Regions from separate parts of the Homo sapiens genome. Here region 1 is linked to region 2. The links are chromatin loops, found by intact Hi-C in ENCODE. Cell type or tissue: MCF 10A. All regions are shown on one strand. Links, peaks and the distances in the headings refer to the core of each region. The heading gives the core; the rest is flanking DNA.

Region 1 (4,402 bases), core at 138-4,137, 510 kb before region 2:
CCAAACCCTCTATACACTATGTTTTTTCCTATACATACATACCTATGATAAAGTTTAATTTATAAATTAAACACAGTGATATAGTTTGGCTATGTCCCTACCCAAATCTCTTCTTGAATTGTAGCTCCCATAATCCCCATGTGTTGTGAGAGGGACCCAGTGGGAGTTAATTGAATCATGGGGGTGGGTTTTTCCCATGCTGTTCTTGTGATGGTGAATAAGTTTCAGGAGATCTGATGGTTTTATAAAGGGCAGTTCCCCTGCACACACTCCCTTGCCTGCTGCCATGTAAGACATGCCTTTGCTCCTCCTTTGCCTTCCACCATGATTGTGAGGCCTCTCAGCCATGTGGAACTGTGAGTCCATGAAACCTCTTTTTCACGCCAGGCACCGTGGCTCACACCTGTAATCCCAGCACTTTGGGAGGCTGAGGTGGACAGATCACTTGAGTTCAGGAGTTCAAGACCACCCTGACCAACATGGTGAAAGTCCATCTCTACTGAAAATACAAAAAATATCCAGGTGTCATGGCAGGCACCCGTAAGCCCGGCTGCTTGGGAGGCTGAGGCATGATAATACCTTGAACCTGGGAGGCGGAGGTTGCGGTGAGCCAAGATTGCACCACTGCACTCTAGCCTGGCTGACAGAGTGAGACTCTGTCTCAAAAAACATGTCTTTTTCTTTATAAATACCCAATCTTGGGTACTTCTTCATAGTATGAAAACGGACTTGGTCGGGCACAGTGGCTCACACCTGTAATCCCAGCACTTTGGGAGGCCGACACGAGCAGATCACCTGCAGTAAGGAGTTCAAGACCAGCCTGACCAACATGGAGAAACTCTGTCTCTACTAAAAATACAAAATTAGATGGGCATGGTGGTGCATGCTTGTAATCCCAGCTACTTGGGAGGCTGAGGCAGGAGAATCGCTTGAACCTGGGAAATGGAGGTTGCAGTGAACCGAGGTTGTGCCATTGCACTCCAGCCTGGGCAACAAGAGCGAAATTCTATCTCAAAAAAAAAAAAGAAAAAAAAGAAAGTGGGCTAATACGCGCAATAAGAGATTAACAACAATAATAATAAATAGAATAGTTGGCTGGGTGTGGTGGCTCATGCCTGTAATCCCAGCACTTGGGAAGGTTGGAAGGTAGGAAGACGGCTTGAGCCCAGGAGTTTTAGACCAGCCTGGGCAATGTGGTGAAACCCTGTCTCTACAAAAAAATACAAAAAATTAGCCTGGTATGGTGGCACATTCCTGTAGTCCCAGCTACTTGGGAGGCTGAGGTGGGAGAATAGATTAAGACTGGGAGGCAGAGGTTGCAGTGAGCCAAGACTGTGCCACTGCACTTCAGCCTAGGTGACAGAATGAGACCCTGTCTCAAAAAATTTAAATAATAAAAGAGAACAATTATAACAATATACTGTAATAAAAGTTATGTAAATGTATTCTCTCTCTCTCTGTCAAAATATCCTATTGTTGGCTGGGTATGGTGGCTCATGTCTGTAATCCCAGCACTTTAGGAGGACAATGCCCAGGATTGCTTGAGCCCAGGAGGTTGAGACCAGCCTGGGCAACATACCGAGACCCTGTCTCTTAAAAAAAAATTAAGAAAAAGATCCTGTTGTACCATACTCACCCTCCTTGTGATGATGTGAGATAATACAATGCCTACTTGATGAAATGAAGTTAGGTGAATGTCATAGGCATTGTGGTGTAGTATTAGACTAGTAGTGACCTTCTGATGATTCATCAGAAGGAGAAGCATCTGTTTCAGGTGATCCTGGATCATCCAGCCATGACAATATCCATGGTTGGATGTCAGGAGCAGAAACTCTCCATGACTAACGGGCAGTGGTAGACAGCGTGGATCCACTGGCCAAAGGAATGATTCACATTCCAGGTGGGATGGAGCTGGATGGCATGAGATTTCATCATGCTACTCAGAACGGCTGCTCAGAACATTGAGCAATTTAAAATGTAGTATTGTTTCTTTCTGGAATTTCCCATTTAATATTTTCAGAGTACAGTTGAGCGTGGGTAACTGAAAGTGTGGAAAGCAAAACTGTGAATAAGAGGGGACTTCTGTACATTCTTCTTTTACATCATATTTATATTCTAGCCAATCCTTCCTGAGAATCAGTCTTCAGGGTATTGATTGAATTTTTGTAGCACTTTAGACTTTCTGTTTAGATTTGGAAGTCACCAAGGTTTGGTTCACAATTCGTTTACAAGCCCTCCCTGCAGTGAGGTTACTTCTTGATATTCTCATTCTTTGCTGTGTTAATTTGACTAATTTCAGAACATACTCTTTTCTTCTTTTTAATGCTACGTATCTATTCTGGTGACACCCTGTTATTAGAGAATACAAGTGTCATGACTTTTGTTTTGCTTTGTTTGGAAGTGGTGTCTGCCCATGGAAACTGATTTTCCTGTGTGCTGGCAGTTCTCCAGGAGGATCACTTGCGTCTTATGGCCTCTGGTGGGTGGTATTCAAACCTAGTTCCTCTTGGGAAGGTTTATGAGAATTTCCCTGTTTTTGATGATTCATCCTGAAAAGTGGTGGGTCACTGATTGAAATCCAACATCTGACAGATTCAAACACCTATGGGGAGGGGAGGGAGTGGAAAGTAAGATAGCAAGTAGTAGTAGTATCATTTTTAATACAGATTTATTCTGTTTCTTCAAATTTTTTCTTTGAAATGTTTTTATTAGTTTTTTTAATTACAAAAGTAAAATATGGTCATATGTCCTCATCTATCTACCCTTTGATGCAGCAATTCAACCCGTAGGTACTTATCCAAGAGAAATAAAAAGCTATATCAAAATTCTCATGTAAGAATGTTCCATAGCAGCTTTTTTCACAATAGCCAAAAACCAGAAATGACCCAAATGTCCTTCAACAGGGTATGGATAAACAAATTGTGGAATATCATTGGAATAGACTATGACTCACCAACAAAAAGGAATGAATGACTGATATATACAACAACCTGGATGAATCTCCCAGATAAAAGTGAGCAAAGAAGCTGGGCACAGTGGCTCTGTAGTCCTAGCACTTTGGGGGCTGAGGTGGGTGGATCACTTGAGGTCAGGAGTACGAGACCAGCCTGGTCAACGTGGTGAAACCCCGTCTCTACAAAAATTAGCTGGGCATTGTGGCACGCGCACCTGTAACCCCAGCTACTCAGGAGGCTGAGGCATGAGAATTGCTTGAACCTGGGAGGCGGAGGTTGCAGTGAGATGAGATTGCGCCACTACACTCCAGCCTTGGTGACAGAGCAAGACTCTGTCTCAAAACAACAACAACAACAAAAAACAAACAAACAAACTAAAACCAAAAATTAGCCGGGTGTGGTGGCAGGGGCCTGTAATCCCAGCTACTTGGGAGACTGAGGCAGGAGAATCACTTGAACCCGGCAGGTGGAGGTAGCAATGAGCTGAGATCGCACCACTACACTGCAGCCTGGGCAACAAGAGCCACACTCCATCTCAAAAAAAAAAAAAAAAAAGTGAGCAAAAGAAGCTGCACACAAAAAGTTATGGCTCCGGTTATGTACAATTCTAGAACAGGAAAAACTAATCCAAGGCAAAAAAAAAAAAAAAAAATTACCACGTTTGCCTGAGGTAGACGGAGCAGTGAGAACAAGAGAATTAAAAGTAGGCTGGGCACGGTGGCTCTTGCCTGTAATCCCAGCACTTGGGGAGGCCTAGGTGGGCAGATCACCTGAGCTCAGGAGTTCAAGGCCAGCCTAGTCAACATGGCGAAACCCTGTCTCTACTAAAAATACAAAAAATTAGCCGGGCGTGGTGGCATGCACCTGTAGTCCCAGCTACTTGGGAGGCTAAGGCAGGAGAATCATTTGAACCTGGGAGATGGAGGTTGCAGTGAGCTGAGATCATGCCACTGCATTCCAGCCTGGGTGACAGAGTGAGACTTCATCTCAAAAAAAAAAAAAAAGTAAAAGTAGAGCCAGGTATAGTGGCATGAGCCCATAGTCTTAGCTACTTGGGAGGCTGAGGCAGGAGGATTTCTTGAGCCTGGGAATTTGAGACCAGCCTGAACAACACAGTGGAATCCTGTCTCAAAAATAAACAAATAAATAAAAGTAATATACATTCATTTTAACAAGCAAAACAATCCACCTGTATAAAGAAAAATTTAATATGGTAATTTTGTTAAAATCTCAGTATTTTTTTTCACACTCCATCCATGCTCAGACAGATACAAACAATAATACATGCACATATGTAAATTTTGTTTTGGGATCATGCTAAAGTGCTTGCTTTAAAAAATACTCAATAGTTTATCATGGATATGCCTCCAGTTCAATAAATATAGATGTAACTCATTCTTTTTCTCATGTCTCAATAATGGTGTAATACCTTAATATGAATGTACCAT
Region 2 (4,402 bases), core at 133-4,132:
CTTCTATGAAACTGTTTTGTCCAAAGCAATTATGAAACCAGCCTTGATCCAAGAAATGGGAAAATAGGCTCAATCCCTTGATAAGAGGAGCCACAAAGTCACCAAAGAATGTGCCTATGGGGGCTTTTAAATGGGACCATCACTATAACTGATCTCCTAAAAGCCCTGAGCTCTTTTGTTAGCTTGATTTTTAGAAATAGGCGTTAAAATACTACCAGTCATATGGGGACATTGTAGGAATAAAATGAGCAATATATATAAAGTGCTTAGCTTAGTGCCTGGTGCATAGCACATATAACAGTACTCAGGGTGGTAGCTCTTCGATTTGTTATTTTGGACTGCCATTCTAGAATAAGGATCCTCTTTCCTGCCCCAATTATGTGGGACTTTTTTCAGTCTCCTCTTACTTATTTGAAACACTTTTGCCTAGAGGGTAATGCCAGTACATCAAGTTCTTCCCACAATACTCTGCTGTAGATTGAAATTTTCTATGAAATTTACTTGGATGCAATTTCAGGGACTTTAGTTACTAAATGCTATCATGCACTTTATTCTAAAAAGGTGTCACATGTAAGGTGGCCAGCAGGCATGGGCAGTGTGGAGGGAAGCTCTGGCATCTTCTGGATGACATTCCTGTGCTAGTCTTCATGACAGTCAGCTGCCAGAACAATCTGTCCATATGTCTCTTAAGTTCAAACATACCTAGATTTGACCTGTCCATGTTTCCATGGAAGTCACATTGTTGCCCCTCTTAAATGTCTGTGAAGCTGGTTTACTGTCTGAACTCTGACCAGGATAGGAACGTGGTGCTTTGCACTTAGGCACTTCCTTAATATACTTACTCTGGTGAAAGTATTAGCTAATTCTGCTTCCAATTTGGGATTTGAAAATAAAAATAAATAGCAGTTGAGAAATAGCCTTTTGTCCTTCCTCCTTCCAATATAGAACATCTACCATACATGAAATGAATCTTAGAAGACTGAAGGAAATAAGAGCTGAGCCCTGCCCTCAGGGGATCTGTTGTAGGGTAGGTATGAAACTATGACATGATGGCAAATGTGATCAGAAAATGAAGGGTGGGGCATATGAGATTTAGGGAGAACTTAGAGGGGAAAGACTGGGCTTCTATGGGGGTGATTAAGAGAGACTTTGAGCTGTCCCGATGAATAAATAAGAAGGTCCCAATAACTTTTTTCTTATATGAAATTATAAAAGTTTTTATTTAAGAAATTAAGAAAATATAAATAAAAGAAGAAAGTGAGGGTCATATTTTACGGCAGATGGTGTTGGTTGATTATCTAATATCTTTTTTCTCCTTCTTAGAAACTCAGCCTTAATTACATTCAGTGCAACAATGTGCTGCTAAAAGACTACATTACCCAGAACCCTTTGCAGCCAGTTATCAATACATTGGCTGTGTAACTAAATTCTGAGCAATTTAAGTTAAAACATTGTGTGGGACTTCCAGGAAGACTCCGTAAGGGAGATGACTTCACTAGGAAGTTTGGCCCTTTTGCCCTTCTCTAGTTTTCCTTCTTGATGGGACATGAAGGTGATGGCTAAATCTCTAGCAGCCATAGTGGACCAGGAAGTGATTTTGATGATGCCTATATGTATTTAGTCAGAATGGACCAGGTTATGCTATAATAACAAACAGTCCCCTAACCTCAATGATATTCTATTTCTACCTCACCTAAATATCCAATAGACTTCAACAAAGAACCTGTGCTAACTAGAGTCACTCCATCACCCAGGCTGATGGCAGCTTTCTCTCAACATGTGCTTTCAAAATCACAATAGTAGGTGGAAGGATGTATAATGGATTGTGCACTGACTCTTAAAGCTTCTGCTTAGAAGTGATTCATGTTACTTCCCTTTATAGTTCACTTTTCCAAAGCAAGTCACATGACACACCAACATTCAAAGGGGAAGGAAGTGAAGTCCTATCATGTTCCCAAAACGAGGGAAGAAAAAGAGTATTAGTGAACATAAATAATGACTTCCATACTATGTGCTATGATGAAGAGCAGGAAGTTAGAATGCACTTGAATTTCTAATGACTTTGTGACTTGCCATCCCAGACTTCTTCTACTTGAGAGAATAAACCCTCCTGTGTTGAAACCATTGTAATTTGGGGTTTTCCATCTCATGGAGCCAAATCCAACTGTAATGAATTTATTTTTCCCCCATCCTTCTGTCATAACCACAAATATTATTTTGATGAATGTACTGGAAAAGAATGTGTATGAGTCTTGGAGTGCCTGCCCTGCTTTCAGCCCCATTTCAGAGAAGCAGCCTCAGCACTTCCTGACCTCTACAATTCCATGTTCTGTCATGCAATCATGCCACCCTGCACACAACTGATTGGATCAAGGCCAAAAGCACCAGTGTATGGGCTGAGTAGCCCACTGGCCATGAAGTAGCCTGGCCTGAGAGGTTTGTCCAGTGCAGGGGCTCTGTATGAGGTGATGACTAAGTGAGTGAATCAGACCCTCTTACTCATATGTGGAATTTGAGACACATACTGGGAAATTAAAAAAAAAAGCTGAGAGGAAAGCAGAAGCTGAGAGAAGTTGCATTATGTGACTGTAACAATATTGCAATTTTGAATTGTGTGTAGGATGTTGTGTTCTCTGTGAGATCTCCATGTTGGTTCCAAGAACTTCCCTGTTTTTCCTTTCTTCTGCGTGGCCTTATAATAAACTCCTTATATATTAGTCTGTTCTCACACGGCTATAAAGAACTGCCTGAGACTGGGTAATTTATAAAGGAAAGTGATTTAATTGACTCACAGTTACCCATGGCTGGGGAAGCCTCAGGAAACTTACAATCATGGGAGAAGGGGAAGCAAACATGTCCTTCTTCACATGGCAGCAGGAGAGAGAAGTGCAGAGTGAAGTGAGGGAAGTCCCTTATAAAACTATCAGATCTCGTGAGAACTCACTTACTATCATGTGAACAGCATAGGGGAAACTGCCCCCATGATTCAGTTATCTCTACCTGGTCCTGTGCTTGACAACGTTGGGATTACTACAATTCAAGGTGAGATTTGGGTGGGGACACAGAACCAAACCATATCACCCTATGACATGATAAAAAATTAGATCCTAACCAACAGTGTGTATCCTTCTCTCATCTGTTTTTATTTATGTTTTATCGATAGATGATTTTTTATAATGGTACTTACTTTTCTCTTTTACTTAGTAGTATATCATGACAATCATTCCATGCCTTTAAACATTCTTTAAAACAACACAAGAACGGGCATGTAGTATTCTATTGTACAACTGCACCTATGTAATCAATCCCCTAATGTTGGACATTTATGTCGTGTCCCATTTTTGTTTGCATATTTGCTTTTGCTTTTATATACAGCAGCAAAGTCAACATTCTTGAAGCTAAATATTTGCATGTATCCATGATTGTTTTTTTCTTAAAGAGAGAAGGTCTTTTTATGTTCTTTGGGCAGGACTTGAACTTATGGCCTCCAGTGATCCTCCTGCCTCAGCCTCTTGAATAGTTGAAATATTTTTATAGGTAGGAATCTGTTAGGCAGATATTGGTGATAAAGGGGACATTTCAGAGCAAGGATATGGCACAAAAAAGCACAAAGTAGTGAAGTTAGGAGAATATAAAGTTTGTCATCAAATAATCAAATTTTGCTAGTGTTGGGTAGGTATAAGAAGACAGTGGCCAAATTATTGATAGACTTGAAAGCCAAGTTAAGGTATAGCCATTAATAAGGGCTGTTTCTGAATATTTGGAAAGAAAACCTGGAGTATTACAAAGTGAGTCTCTTATCCTCTCCAAGGCTGGTGGTAGTGTTAAACAGAGGATCAGTAGAGGTTAACGTGGCCCATTTCACACTATGTGAGCTATAGAAAACAAATACAAAATCCCTTTGTACTTGGTATTGTGCTTTGTAAAAAAAACAAAAACAAAAACATGCACCCTAGGACTTAAAGTATAATAAAAAAGAAGAAGAAGAAGAAGAAAAAAAAACAGAATACAATGAAAAGTCCTGATACTTAGCAGGTAGAGTGACTGGAAAAATTAATGTATGAAAGCTATGAGAACAACATAATTCCATATGAACCTGTGTATCGCTAACACATACCCCCAAATCTGTAAAAAACACATTGTATTTAACAGAATCTAAGATGCCATCAATTGTAAGATGCACCATTATTTTGTGTGGCAATAAGGAAGAAATATTGTTGCCTATTGCAATTGGAAGATGCCAGAAACAGTAAAATGCACCTTGATTTCAGTGTTGCTGGAAAAAAAAAATACTATGCTTTTAAGGAGACTTTATCAGTGTGGGAAGTCTTATGACAAATAATACTCTAAGTCAGGGGTGTTCAATCTTTTGGCTTCCCTGGGCCACACATAAAATACACTA

Evidence for each region. Peaks named below come from ENCODE experiments on the same cell type or tissue, not always from the same donor. Only the 100,000 strongest peaks of a DNase experiment are listed, where the experiment ranks them.
Region 1: a loop joins it to region 2, with 18 times the contacts of the local background. A loop is called at or near these places in 1 of 110 quality-filtered maps.

Annotation. Positions count from the first base shown.
Region 1 is chr5:157,869,180-157,873,581 of GRCh38, forward strand. No RefSeq gene overlaps it. Among named protein-coding and RNA genes, the nearest start is that of CLINT1, 12 kb to the left of the region's middle. In MCF 10A, for the core only: no CTCF peak of the experiment used is centred there; DNase peaks (open chromatin) are centred at 1,882 and 2,492.
Region 2 is chr5:158,382,845-158,387,246 of GRCh38, forward strand. The region is part of intron 1 of LINC02227 (long intergenic non-protein coding RNA 2227); the gene reads right to left. Among named protein-coding and RNA genes, the nearest start is that of LINC02227, 25 kb to the right of the region's middle. In MCF 10A, for the core only: no CTCF peak of the experiment used is centred there; a DNase peak (open chromatin) is centred at 2,367.